Linked DNA regions of Homo sapiens: region 2 is linked to region 1. The links are chromatin contacts, found by Hi-C or POLR2A ChIA-PET in ENCODE. All regions are on one chromosome and are shown on one strand. The core of a region is the stretch at or near the end of the contact, and the rest is flanking DNA. Distances in the headings are between cores, read along the strand shown.

Region 1 (7,192 bases), core at 1,281-3,780:
GGGGCAGATTGCAAGTCCAGAAGCTCTCAGGCTCTTACAGCTGAGCCCTGCAGCACTAAGCACTAATGCATATCCTTTCAACTTCTCCCCACCTGGCCTTCCTAATACTTACAGTGTCTCCTGGGGGAGGGAGTCAAATGATATGTAGCATTTGCCATTTTTTGATGCTATCAACATGACATCACAGAACAAGGAAATGGGGATGATAAACACAACTGGGCTCTCACAAGCTGGTGCCAGCTCCAGCACACCACTGCTTCTTTCTGCCTTTGCTAGCTCTTTTTATGCTTTCACTGATTGCTCCCCTTCCTCCTCAAATTCTCAAAGCTGTGTAGTGTAGAAGAGCTCTATGATTTCTGTTTTTCTCTTTCTGCATGAATGCTTTTTAACTGTGTGGCCACATCCTCTTTTCCCATCTCATAAATTCTTGGGATTGTATGACCAGAAAATTTCATGTGCACACAAACATTAAAGTCAGTATAACAATGTGAGAGTGTAAGAACCCCTTAGAAGCCAATGGATCCCAGATCAATAAAATTACTCTATGCCAGTGATTATCAACCATACCTGTGTATTATAAATACCTGAGATCTTTTATAAAATACCATGAGAGGAGGTCTCATCTCCAGATCAAGTGAATTAGAATTTCTGGGCCTGAAGCCCCTGGCATCAGTGTTTTAAAATTCTCCCTGGTGACCCTAATGTGCATGGTATGCTGCTGACGGCCACTGCTTTCCCTTTAGAAATTTCAACCACTGAGTTCGAGACCAGCCTGGCCAACATGGGGAAACCCTATCTCTACTAAAAATACAAAAATTAGCTGGGCATGGTGGCGTCTGCCTGTAATCCCAGCTACCTGGGAGGCTGAGGCAGGAGAATCGCTTGAACCCAGGAGGCGGAGATTTCAGTGAGCCATGATCATGCCACTGCACTCCAGCCTGAGTGACAGAGTGAGACCCTGTCTCAAAAAAAAAAAAAAAAAAAAAGAGGAAAAAGGAAAGAAATTTCAGCCATTATCCAAACCCAGTGTTAGTGGTATGCAGGAAAGGGAACATGTAAGTATTTTTTATGTCTGCACTCATCCAATCTAAAGAAGAACATAAGTACTGTCTCTGTGTTCTTTTACATACTTATATATGTAAAAGTTACATTGTTATTTAAGTAAAAGCATATTAACTAAAAAACACCTATAAAATATCTCCATTCAGAAGATTATCTAAAAGCAAGCAAGCATCAAATAATCTAAATAGATGGAATCAGTAGCAGGTAAATCCCCACAGGCCACTGAACTGTCTGAGAACACACACAGGAAGAATCACTCACTGAAAATGAAAGTAAGACTAATTCTCAAGAGCACACTGCTGATTGGGCTGTTTTCATAATTAGAAACATTAATCAAGTCATCTTTGAGACTTTTAGGTCCTAATAAACCAGTAATCCTAAGGCTGGGACTTTCCTTTTATTTTTCCAGTGGTAAAAACATTTAACATCAGATTTACCCTCTTAGAAAACTTTAAGTATATAATGCGATATCATTAACAATAGGCACAATGTCATACAGCAGGTCTCCAGAACTTACTCATCTTGCATAACTTTACTGATTGATCAACTGCAGACAAGGGCAGGATGACATCTTGCATCACTGACTGGGATTTTCTTTAGTTAACTTCTTAAAGCACTGAATCCACTTAGACTTTTAGAGCGCATGGTATACTCATGTATACTAGGCTGTGTTTTTATGCAATACAGAAAAGGACATGCCACGGAATGATTCTAAGAACTGGAGAATGTAAACTGAAGATGAAAGCTTGCTTCCACATATTTGTCTACTCAGATGGCATTTCAATAAGTGATGTGAAACTCTAAGGGCCATCTGTGGCAGGAAGAGCTCAAAGCTAAATTCTTGAGGTTCTTACAAATACTTCACTTCCTAACCATCTGAGATCATATGACTCAAGAATGTGCAACCATAACACTGTATCAAGTATTATAAGAATGTTACAATTGTATGCCATGTAAGAATTACTCCCTGAAGACCAGGAAAGGGCTGGCTTCACTTATCACATTACTCCTCGTTCCTTAGGATTAGTAGTTAAGTACTTATACATTATGCAGTGTTTGTTGTTATTCAATAGAAAACTAACGTATACAAAACAGATATACCTTGACTGTGTCTACTGAATCAAAAATTTGAATAGGAATAGATAGGTGTAAAATGTTAACCGGACTGTTGTTAAACAGGTCGCTCCTAAATAACGAACCAAATGTTCATGGTGACATAACACACACCAAATTTCAAATTCCTAAAGGTTAAAAAAAGCATGTTATTTAAAAAGAATTAAGATATTCTTTGTAATCTGGTTCTTTAAAAAAAAAAAAAACAAGGACAGGAGATAGGCTTATTATAACTCTCTAGCCCGTGTTTGCTCAAGGCAAATATTCCTGAGCACATGATGGAGTTCAACCTCTGCTTTACCAACCCATCTGATGGGAACACAAACAAACAACTCCTGTCTTCAATGGTTCTCTAGCATAACCCAAGGGCAGACCACAGCACTTCTGTGGGAAAACCACTGCATAACTGTGCCTTAACACTTGTATTCTATTCACAGGTTTAAAAATGTTAAAACAAAAACAAAACAAAACAAGCCTGGCCCATTTACTGAAGTCTCTGAGAAAAACGTAGGTTTAAAATTTTTGTTTGATTTGATTACAAAATACATTTTTTCAAAAACAGTGTCACTTATTCATACACAAACAAATGACTAGAGGATCAAACAAAGCAATAAATGTTTAAACATTTTCTGTTGATAGTGGAATCTGGGTAAATTTTTTTCTCTTAATTTTCAGCATTTTTCAAAATTGTCTTTTCTGTGCAAATACAGCTTTGATATCTCTTTTTAACATAATGTAAATGAAACTTTTCCTTGAGCCAGAGGTTGTAATCTGTAAATAATTAAAGAATAATAAATAGATACCTGCAGAACCAGTTATTTTCCCTTTTCCTTAACCAGCATCTGGATCTCTGCAGCCCCGGGTCAATGGCCCGTGCCCCTGCTCAGACCAGACAGCACCTCCGGCTTTGGCCGTGACGTACAAGGAGAGATCACAGCCGAAATGGGACGGGTCAGTGTCAGGTTAAGAAGCCAGGACTCTGAACTGGTTGAAGACCTGTAGCTCAGCAGGCTCTCCACACCATCATGCCTGCCTGCCCTCCGATCCCTATTCCAGGCTTACTTAATTTCCACCCAACCACTAGGCATCCATTTTTCCTCGCGTCAGGGACACACAGGGCACTGAGAGCCCCAGTTCTGAATAGCACTGCATCAGTCAGCCTTACAGCTCACCCCATTTTTACTTTGAATCCTAAGCTGTTAACTTGGTAGCCTTCCTGGGCCTCTGCACTGAATTCTAGGCCCTAGTTTGCTGGTTTTGGCTGGTTCCCAGTTCTTCCAAAAGCAGGTATTCCAGCTGCTTCTGGCAGTCCAGAGATCCAGCACCACCTCGGAGACTACTGGAAATGCAGAATCTCATGCCCCACTCCAGGTAACTGAATCAGAATCTCCACAGGAACAAGATCCTCAGATGATCTGCACACACTTTAAGGTTTGAAAAGCACTGGTCTAGACGATGAAGGGCCAATGGCAGGGCCACCCACTGTCTGAATGTTGGCCTTCCTGAGGCTGATCGCCAGAGTAATGGGACCTCCTGATTGAATGCCTGTCTTGGCCGCACTGTTCCACCCTGCAACCACAACCAGAGATGAGCTTTCTAAAGCCCAGTCTGATCATGCTTAAAACTCTAGCACAAGTCTAAGAGCAGCAGGAACAGCTTCCACAGGCCTTGCCCACCTCATCACCCACCAGCCATCACCTTTCACTCTACGCTCCAGCCATGGGAAACGGCCTGTGATCCCTGGAAAGCAGCAGATACCTAGGATTACACTTTTATTAATCAAATGTCCCCAGAATATTAATCTCTTTCAAACAGTATCAGAATGAGTGCATAAAAAAATTACAACAGGTAAATGACTCCGGGGAAAGGGTCTAGGGTAGAAGGATAACTTTTTTCTTTTCTTTCTCTTTTTTTCCATCTGCCTGTATTAATTTTGCAATTAAATAAAGCACTCCCCCTAGGAGAAAGCTAGGCAGGATCAGCCACTGGAGATACATCTAGCTATTTTACTGCTACTATGTTAAAAAGGATATAAGACGTCAGAGTGCTCATATGCCTTTGAAAGTAGTCAATAATAATTGTGGAAGCCTACTGAATAATTCATGTAATTTCAACAGAAAATTATCATACAAAAGTCACATCCCTCACAGTTCCTTAAACATATGATTAAAAACATCTTTTTTCTCTTAACATGTAAACATGTTAGTTTTTCAAAATCTTAAATTCTGAACTGTGACATTCTAAGTTTAAACGTCAAAATCTATAGTACTAAATGAAGTCTTTAAATAGTTTGGCTTACTGATATGATGATGCCCGGCTACTGGAGCCTACTCTTTAATTCAACTAAAACTTACAGAGAACCCGTTGAAGGCAATGTGCTGGGTGTGTGCTGTACAGGTGCTTAATTTATGCTTTTTCCAAGCCAATATTTCACTAACCTAGCACCACATTCTACTCCAATATGTATTTTTTATCCACATAAATCTGCGTGCTGCAACTGTACTTTTCAAAATCATAATTTAAGTTTTAACTTATAAAATTACATGACCACAAACCACATGAACAAAGTAATACCTTATTTTTAACATCAATTACTTAAATAAAGGCTGCCCCAAATTTCCCTACCTGTATGAAATGATACTTGCCTTGCAAACCTTAAACTTTTTGTCTGTTCCCAATTAGGCTTTACTTGAACCCTAAAAACAAATTAATTATAAATGTTTCTCCAGACACACTGCAGAGCAGGAGTGACCTTAGCCTAACAGGTTATCGCTACATGATTTGAAGTGGGTAAAGAAAATTAAAGACAGGAGTTCTGAGAAAACTTATATTTAGATGCTTACATTAAAATTCATTTTACATCTGTTCTTTTCCACTCTTACATGGGACACTTAGATGTAAGACCTTCAATTCATTTGCTAAAATGACTCAGATAGAACTTCCATCTTTAAAATATAGTTGCTACTGAGTTTTTAAAAGGGCAAAGAGAAAAATACTTGATAAGCTAAATCTTAAAAAGAAAGGGCACAGTAAGGAAAAAAAAAAGTAACGTCTATGATAGTCATAGCCAAAGTTAATTAGACCTCAACTAACACTGGATATTGATTTCCAGTCCGTAAGCTGAATGCAATTCTCTCTTTCACGCCCTACAAAACCTAAGAGTCAAACCGAAGAGTGAATAGCTAGGTTTTAAGGTGTAGACACTTGATTTCATTTACTCTTGGAATATTTTATGTCTTTAAAACTAAATTGGACAATAAATTCTCACATTTCATATTTTGGATGTTTTTTAAAGAAATAAAATATTAACATACTTGTTTGGCAGATTATGGTTTTTACAAGTAGATTTAAAACCAAGGCAAATACAAAAACATATGAAAAGATGCTTGATATCACTAATCATTAGGGAAATGCAAATCAATACCAGAATTAGATACCACATCAAACCCATTAAGATGGCTACTATTAAAAAAAATAAACAGCAAGTGTTGGCAAGGATGTGGAGAAATTGGAACCCTTGTGCACAGTTTGTAGGCACATAAAGTGGTATAGCTAGTGTGGAAAACAGTATGGCAGTAAAAAATCAAAAACAGAATTACCATGTGATCCAGCAATTCCACTTCTGTGTATATATGCAAAAAATAAAATAAAAGCAGAGTCTCAAAAGAGATATTTGTACACTATGTTCACAGCAGCATTACTCACAATAGCTAAAACAGTGGAAGCAACCCAAGCGTCCATGGATGAATGAATGGGTAAACAAAATGTGGTCTATATGTACTACAGAATATTATCAACCTTAAAAGGAAGAAAATCCTGATACATGCCACAACTTGGATGAACCTTTAAGACATTATGCTAAGTAAAATACATCAATCACAAAATGACAAATACTGTATGATTCCACTTACATGAGGCACTTAGGAGAGTTAAAATCACAGAGACAGAAAGTAGAATGGTGGCTGTCAGGGGCTGGAAAGAGGTCGGAATGGGGAATCATCGTTTAATGGGTATAGAGTTTCAGTTTTATAAGATGCAAAGAATTATGGACACGGATGGTGGTGATAGTTACACAACATTATGAATGTGTTTAATTCCACTGAACTGTGTTCTTAAAAATGGTTAAGATGGTAAAATTTATGTTCTATGTATTTTACCACAATAAAATGAAATTGATAGGGAAAAGATGAGGCAAGTACATTTGTAAGGAAAACAGAAAGCTTGGACCAATTCTTATATATAAAGCAAATAATATTTCATGTATAATCTTAATCTCAGATGGTAGGTAAAGACCACTGTAAAACTAACCAGTACCCTTGAGTGTCACAGGCACATTTCATTTCCAAAGCTTATGAGATTGTAAGTAACCAGAACCACTTGACAAGATACCTGAATAAATGAAGCGAAGGATGTCTGATAAACAAGAACAGAAGAGGGCGTCTTTAACAATGACTCGTAATGGTGGGTTGCCTGAAGATTCATGGCTAGCACCTGGAAATGCAGTATCTCTGTTTATAGCAAAAAGATCCTGGGTAGTTCGGATGATACTGGAATCCTGAATGTCAGTGGGACTCTTCACATTGAAAAGCAGCATGAAAACATGGCTTACAGCGCAGAGAACGATCTTGTGGGCCTCTACAACTTTCTTTAAATTGGGGTTGTAAAATACCACGTCCACACACTGGCAGCAGAACAGCAAGTTATTTAAGTCAGAGTTATAATGTGACGCTTCAGCCTTTAAGACAGGCATTTTTTCTGTTTTGAAAAAGAAAATAAAAATAATAAACTCCTTTCAGGTTTACAGACCCAACAATTTCATGTTTACTTTAAATATAATTGTATAATATTTTAAAATATTATTAGGTTAAAGCATAAGAAACAGCCAATATTTAACCATTTTTTGATGCACAAAAACAGCGATTTTCTACTACTGCTTAACCTAATTTATAAACATATATAAACTAATTATTCAGGAACTGTAGAATGTTATAACACAGACACACAAATACTATGTTTA
Region 2 (7,192 bases), core at 2,531-5,030, 48 kb after region 1:
ATTTCATTTTTTGAAAAGAGTTTCCTTTCCCTGTTGCTCTGCAGTGTCATCTACTTCATGTGTTAAGTGTCTGTGCTTTTCTATTCGTCTACTTGGTTATCCTGTCAATACTATGCTGCCTTAATTATTTCACCTTTGAAAAATATGTCTTGTCTTGGCCCTTTGCAATCTTACATAATTTTTTTTTTTTTTTTTGAGATGGAATCTCTCTCTGTCCCCAGGCTGGAGTGCAGTGGCATGATCTCAGCTCACTGTCACCTCTGCCTCCCGGGTTCATGCCATTCTCCTGCCTCAGCCTCCCGAATAGCTGGGACTACAGGCATGCACCACCACGCCCAGCTAATTTTTGTATTTTCAGTAGAGATGGGGTTTCACCATGTTGGCCAGGGTGGTCTTGATCTCCTGACCTCGTGAACTGCCCGCCTTGGCCTCCCAAAGTGCTGGGATTACAGGTATTAGCCACCACACCCGGCCACAATCTTACATAAATTTTATAATCAGACTGTCAAGTTACACAAAGAAAAGAAGTTAAGATTTTAATTGGGATTGCATTAAGTCTATGAATTAATATGGGATTCAGTTTTCCAATTTATGAACATAGTATATATCTCTTCACTTATTTAAGTCTTCTTTAATGTTCTTCAATAATGTTTTATTCCTACATACTGGATATTTTTAGATGTTATTATAAAGGGAATATGAAGGGAATCCATTTCCTATTTCATCATCTACCTCTTTCTTATTGGTGTATAAAAATACAGTGATTTTTTTTTTTTTTTTTGAAATTGATTTGCCCTCATAACTCTGCTAAGTCCCATTATTAATTCTAATAATTAAGACAAACTTCCTCAAAGTTTGTTAAAAATGATTCTCTCTTTCTTAAATGCCATTCATTTCTCAACTCACTACAAACAAATTTTCTTCCTCCACCACTCCGGTCACACTGCTGTTTCAAGGTCACCAACAGCCTTCAAATTGCCCAATCCGAAGGACACTCCTTAGCTTTCTCAAGAGCTTGCAGACCTTTCCCCCTTTTTGAAATGCCATCTTTTTTTCCTTCTATTGCAAAACACTTTTGTTTTTTCAACTTCTCTGCTACAGGATTACTTGTTCAGTCAGTCTCCTACATGTTGATGTTTCTTCGGGTTCTGTCCTAGACTCTTTTCTCTCCTCTTGCTATACATTGTTCCTCCTGGAGCCCTTTCATCTGCTCTCATGGCTTCAGTGATTGCTCCTACATTGATGACTCTCAGATTTCAAATTATCAGATCCCATATTACTCTCTTGAGCCTCGAGCCTGTATATCCAATTGCCTAGTCATCCCCAGTTGATCCTTCCCCAGCAAGCTTAATAATAAAAATTAGCTAACTTTGTCTAAAAATAATATATTTATGCAAACTCAGCATGTATGGAATTTATATTACCCAAGGCAAATATAAAAGAAAAATAAAATAGAGATATAAAAAATTAGGGAAAAGGGATAAAATCATCATTTTCAGATGATATGATTGTATGCCTGGAAGTCCCAAGAGACTTTAAAGTCAAAATATTAAACAAATATTAATAAAGGTATACTTTGCATACAAAATTATATATATATATGCACATGTGTATTTGTGTGCATATAAAACAATAAATATTGTTGAAGGTTTGGATAATGTATTCAGAGTTTCTGTTTAGAAGATAAGATTGAGAAGAGGAGAAATTGTCCTCTTTTCTAGTTACTGAAGAAAAAAAAACATTGGAATTTAAGAATTTACTTAAATGATGAAAGGAATGAGAAGGGAGAGAAACAACTTAATTTACCTGTCTGATGTAAAGGAGATCTACCTTAGATTATCTACTGGTGTGTTAGTCTCTTCTCACACACTATAAAGACATACCTGCGACTAGGTAATTTATAAAGAAAAGAGATTTAATGGCTCACAATTCTGCAGGCTGTACAGGATTCTGCTTCTGGGGAGGCCTCAGGAAATTTCCAATCATGGCAGAAGGTGAAAAGGAAGGAGGCACGTCTCCACCCATTTGTGGCTGGAGCAGGAGGAAGGGAGGGAAGGGGGAGGTGCTACACACTTTTAACCAACCAGATCTCCTGAGAACTCACTCACTGTCACAAGATCAGCAAGGGGGAAATCCACCGCCATGATCCAATCACCTCCCACCGGGCCCCTCCTCCAACACTGGGAATTACAATTCGACATGAGATTTGGGTGGGGACACAAATCCAAACCATATCAACTGGGCAGTTCCTCTAGGAAGTAAGTGAATCCACTCCTTATTCAGGAAGACTTCATAGCTTGATGGACTCAAGTGGGCCATTAAAGGATCTGTTACAAACCAGTCTAAAAAAAGGTCTGGGACATGGGTTTTTGTTTTTGCTGGGAGTGGGAGAATCAACAGGAAAACCAACTAAAACAAATTGAAAAATTAAGTAAATTGTCTGGGAACAAATGTATGCATGCATAATCTATATATGTAAACAACACCCACTTGCAAACTTAATAGGAGAATATATTTCACTTACAGTAATAACAAAAAGGATAAAATCTCTTGGAATGCAGCTAACAGGAAATGCATGAGATCTATATGAAGAAAACTTTAAACATTGATAAAAAAAGCAATTAAAAAAACTGAACATGGAAAAGGCATTCCCTGTTTGTTCTAGTTACTATTAAGATAACAAATAAAATTATCCTAAAGTTTAGGGGCTTAAAACAGCCATTTCATTTTACTGACAAATTCTGTGGGTCAGAGGTTAGACAGAACACAATAGGAATGGCTTTTATCGGCTCCATGATGTCTGGGGCCTCAGGTGGGAAAACTCAAATGACTTGTGGTGATTCAACATCTTCAAGTGGCCCAGTGACTCAGGCTGGAATCATCCTGAGGCACCTTCACTTTCTTGTCTGACAGTTGATGCTTGCGGTTGGCTAGGACTTCAGCTGGGGCTGATAACCAGATGCCCTACACACACCCTGCCCTTGCATTCCTCACAGCATAGAGGCCTCAGGGTAGTTGGACATCTTACATGGTGGCTCAGGGGGTACAGAAGTGAGTGTGCCAGTGAACAAGGAGAAAGTTGCATCACTTTTTACAACCTAGTCTTAGAATTCACACAGTGTCACTTCAGCTGCATTCTACCAGTTACAACTCAGAGACAAGATGGCTCAGGTTAAAGGGGCGAGGACATAGACCCCATTTCTTAATGAGAGGAGTATCAAGGCCACATTGTGGGATAGGAAATATTGTTGCAGCATCTTTGGAAAACGTAATCTGACATGCATGTTCTTGGATGAAACAGCTTGCCATCATTTGAATCTCAATTTTTTATTAGTTAATATATAAATCTTATGTGAATGTCCCCACGCCCAACTTACATGTAATTGTTGTCCAGTACTTTAGCATTCTTTTTTTTAACTGTAAAACTTAGTCATTTATGGAGTCCCGGCCTTGCAAGGGTTGGAGCCCCCTCCAGTGCATGCTGAAAAATTTTTCTCTTGGTTTCTCAGAGGATTATGGAGTCCGCCTTAAGAAAGGCAAGCTCCGGACACTCTGTAAAGTAGAATGGCCCAAGTTTGGAGTTGGGTGGCCCTCTGAAGGGTCATTGAATCCTACAATTGTTCAAGCCGTGTGGCGGGTTGTTACCCAAGCTCCCGGCTATCCTAATCAGGTTCCCTGTAAAAATCAATGGTTAAGTTTGGTCAGGAATCCTCCTCCATGGCTCCGTTCATGCGCCATTCACAATTCCACCTCCAAAGTCCTCCTGAGCCAGGCCGCGTTTTCGCCTCAACCCTCTGCCGGTTCGGCTCCCCCTGTACTGCCTCCCTCTGAAGAAGAGGAGAGTCTCCCTCACCCAGTCCCACCGCCTTACAACCAACTTGCTCCCTTAGGGTCGTCCCATATCTCCTTGACGACGTCCCCTGTGGGCTCGCCACCCATTGCCTCTCGACTGCGGCCGCGGCGGGAGGAAGCAGCCCCTCTACTACCACTGAGAGAGGCACAAGTCCCTCCGGGTGATGAGCGCTCAGCCCCCTTCTTGGTTTATGTCCCTTTTTCTACTTCTGACTTGTATAATTGGAAAACCCAAAATCCTGCCTTCTCTGAAAAGCCCCAGGCTTTGACCTCACTGTTGGAGTCCATACTCCAGACCCATCGGCCCACCTGGGATGACTGCCAACCGCTCCTTTTAACTCTCTTTACCTCTGAGGAGAGGGAGCGTATCTGGAGAGAGGCCAGAAAGCACTTCCTTGCATCAGCCAATAGACCGGAGGAGGAAGCTAGAGACCTCCTTGAGAAGGTCTTTTCCTCTACCCGGCCTAACTGGGACCCAAATTCCTCAAGTGGAACGAGAACTTTGGACGATTTTCACTGGTATCTCCTCACGGGTATTAAGGGAGCCGCTCGGAAACCCATAAACTTGTCTAAGGCGACTGAAGTCATCCAGGGGCCCGATGAGTCACCAGGAGCGTTTTTAGAGCACCTCCGGGAGGCTTATCGGATTTACACCCCTTTTGACCCGGCGGCCCCCGAAAATAGCCGTGCTCTTAATTTGGCATTTGTGGCTCAGGCAGCCCCAGATATTAAAAGAAAACTCCAAAAACTGGAGGGATTTGCTGGAATGAATATCAGTCAGCTTTTAGAAATAGCCCAAAAGGTTTTTGACAACCAAGAGTTTGAAAAACAAAAACAAGCAACACAGGCAGCTGAAAAGGCTGCTGATAAAGCATTCAAAGGACAAACAAAAATCTTAGTGGCGGCTATCCAAGAGGTACAGAATGAAATGGCCCGTTAATTTGGACAGACACAGAAGAACAGGCTTTTCGAAACCTGAAAAAGGCATTAACTGAAGCCTCTGCTTTAGCCCTCCCTAATATCTCAAAGCCGTTTCACCTGTTTGTCCATGAAAGCCAGGGAGTTGCTAAAGGGGTGCTTACTCAGACTTTAGGACCCTGGAGACGCCCAGTGGCCTATTTATCTAAGAGACTGGATCCCGTGGCCTCTGGATGGCCAAGTTGCCTGCGAGCAGTAGCAGCTACAGCAAGCCTAGTCCAAGAGGCTGATAAGTTAACTCTGGGCCAAAATTTAACCCTTACAACTCCTCATGCCATAGAGACTTTACTTCAAAGTGCTTCTGGCAAATGGATGTCAAATGCTCGCATCCTGCAGTATCAGTTTACTGTTAGATCAGCCTCGTTTGACTTTCTCTCCCACATGGTGTTTGAATCCAGCTACTATCCATGACTGTCAGGAACTGTTAGAAACTACCGAAACTGGCCCACCCAATCTTCAAGATATGCCCCTAGAGAAGGTGGACGCCACTGTGTTCACAGACAGTAGCAGCTTTCTCGAGCAGGGAGTATGAAAGGCCGGTGCAGCTGTTACCATGGAGACAGATGTGCCGTGGGCTCAGGCTTTACAAGCAAACACCTCAGCGCAAAAAGCTGAATTGATGGCCCTCACTCAGGCTCTCCGATGGGGTAAGGATAAACGTATTAACGTTTACACTGACAGCAGGTACACCTTTGCTACTGTGCATGTACATGGAGCCATCTACCAGGAGCGCAGGCTACTCACCTCAGCAGGAAAGGCTATCAAAAACAAAGAAGAATCCCCCATCTTCAAAGCCTAACAGATCAAGCAGCTCTCCAGTGCACAACCTGCGCCCAGGTAAATGCCAAGCAAGGTCCTAAACCCAGCCCAGGCCACTGTCTCCGAAAAAACTTGCCAGAAGAAAAGTGTGAAATTGACTTTACAGAAGTAAAACCACACCGGGCTGGGTACAAATACCTTCTAGTACTAGTAGACACCTTCTCTGGATGGACTGAAGCATTTGCTACCAAAAACGAAACTGCCAATACGGTAGTTAAGTTCTTATTTAATGAAATCATCCCTTGATACGGGCTGCCTGCTGCCATAGGGTCTGATAATGGACCTGCCTTCACCTCGTCCATAGCTCGGTGGGTCAGTAAGACGTTAAACATTCAGTGGAAGTTCCATTGTGCCTATTGACCCCAGAGCTCTGGGCAGGTAGAATGCATGAACTGCACCCTAAAAAACACTTTTACAAAATTAATTTTAAAAACCGGTGAAAATTGGGTGAGTCTCCTTCCTTTAGCCCTACTTAAGAGTAAGGTGCACCCCTTATCAGGCTGGGTCATCGCCTTTTGAAATTATGTATGGGCAGGCGCCACCTATCTTGCCTAAGCTAAGAGATGCCCATTTGGCAGAAATATCACAAGCTAATTTATTGCAGTGCCTACAGTCTCTCCAAGAGGTACAAGATATTATTCTGCCACTTGTTCGAGGAGCCCATCCCAATCCAATTCCTGAACAGATGGGGCCCTGCCATTCATTCCAGCCAGGAGACCTAGTGTTTATTAAAAAGTTCCAGAGAGAAGGACTCACTCCTGCTTGGAAGGGACCTCACACCGTCATCCTCACGATGCCAACGGCTCTGAAGGCGGATTGAATTCCTGCTTGGATTCATCACTCCCACATCAAAAAGGCCAACAGAGCCCAACTAGAAACATGGGTCCCCAAGGCTGGATCAGGCCCCTTAAAACTGCGCCTAAGTCGGGTGAAACTGTTAGATTAATTCTTTTTATTTACTTCTCTTGTTTGTTTTCACCTATTATGTCCTCCGTGCCTTCCTACTCCTTCCTCCTCACCTCTTTCACAACAGGACGTGTATTCGTCAACACTACTTGGAGGGCCGGTACTTCCAAGGAAGTCACCTTTGCAGTCGATCTATGTGCACTGTTCTCAGAGCCAGCTCGCACCCATGAAGAACAACACAACTTACCGGTCATAGGAGCAGAAAGTGTCAACCTTGCAGCAGGATTTGGACACTCTGGGAGCCAAACTGGATGTGGAAGCTCCAAAGGTACAGAAAAAGAACTCCAAAATGTTGACTTTTACCTCTGTCCTGGGAATCACCCTGACGCTAGCTGTCGAGATACTTATCAGTTTTTCTGCCCTGATTGGACATTTGTAACTTTAGCCACCTACTTTGGGGGATCAACCAGATCTTCATTCTATAACTCGTGCTCCTTGTCCTAAATTATGTACTAGAAAAAATTGTAATCCTCTTACTATAACTGTCCATGACCCTAATTCAACTCAATAATATTATGGCATGTCATGGGAATTAAGATTTCATATCCCAGGATTTAATGTTGGCACTATGTTCACC

What was found. Hi-C counts contacts between places; a loop is a spot of excess contacts on that map. ChIA-PET counts read pairs that join two places held with the same protein, here RNA polymerase II (POLR2A). Pooled maps may share reads with other maps.
Region 2: a map of PC-9 shows a loop between it and region 1 (8-fold over the local background). The contact joins two enhancer-like sites. A Hi-C loop is called at or near these places in 5 of 168 maps with a recorded cell type or tissue (HCT116, PC-9, endothelial cell of hepatic sinusoid and 2 more), 4 of 37 single-sample maps with no recorded cell type and 14 of 50 pooled maps. POLR2A ChIA-PET finds 5 or more read pairs at or near these places in 6 of 52 experiments (AG04450, BJ, GM12878 and 3 more).

The regions. Positions count from the first base shown.
Region 1 is chr5:95,755,134-95,762,325 of GRCh38, reverse strand. RHOBTB3 (Rho related BTB domain containing 3) reads right to left here. Exons shown (of 12, transcript NM_014899.4): 6 at 6,565-6,930. Among named protein-coding and RNA genes, the nearest start is that of RHOBTB3, 27 kb to the right of the region's middle. RefSeq lists an enhancer at 1,723-1,772. Within about 2 kb of position 2,530, at least 15 of the 41 ENCODE cell types and tissues checked have a DNase peak (open chromatin) inside an H3K27ac peak, as active enhancers do; they include IMR-90 and PC-9, where a contact is called at or near this core.
Region 2 is chr5:95,708,326-95,715,517 of GRCh38, reverse strand. It overlaps a transcript of SPATA9 not described here. Among named protein-coding and RNA genes, the nearest start is that of RHOBTB3, 19 kb to the left of the region's middle. Within about 2 kb of position 3,780, at least 13 of the 41 ENCODE cell types and tissues checked have a DNase peak (open chromatin) inside an H3K27ac peak, as active enhancers do; they include IMR-90 and PC-9, where a contact is called at or near this core.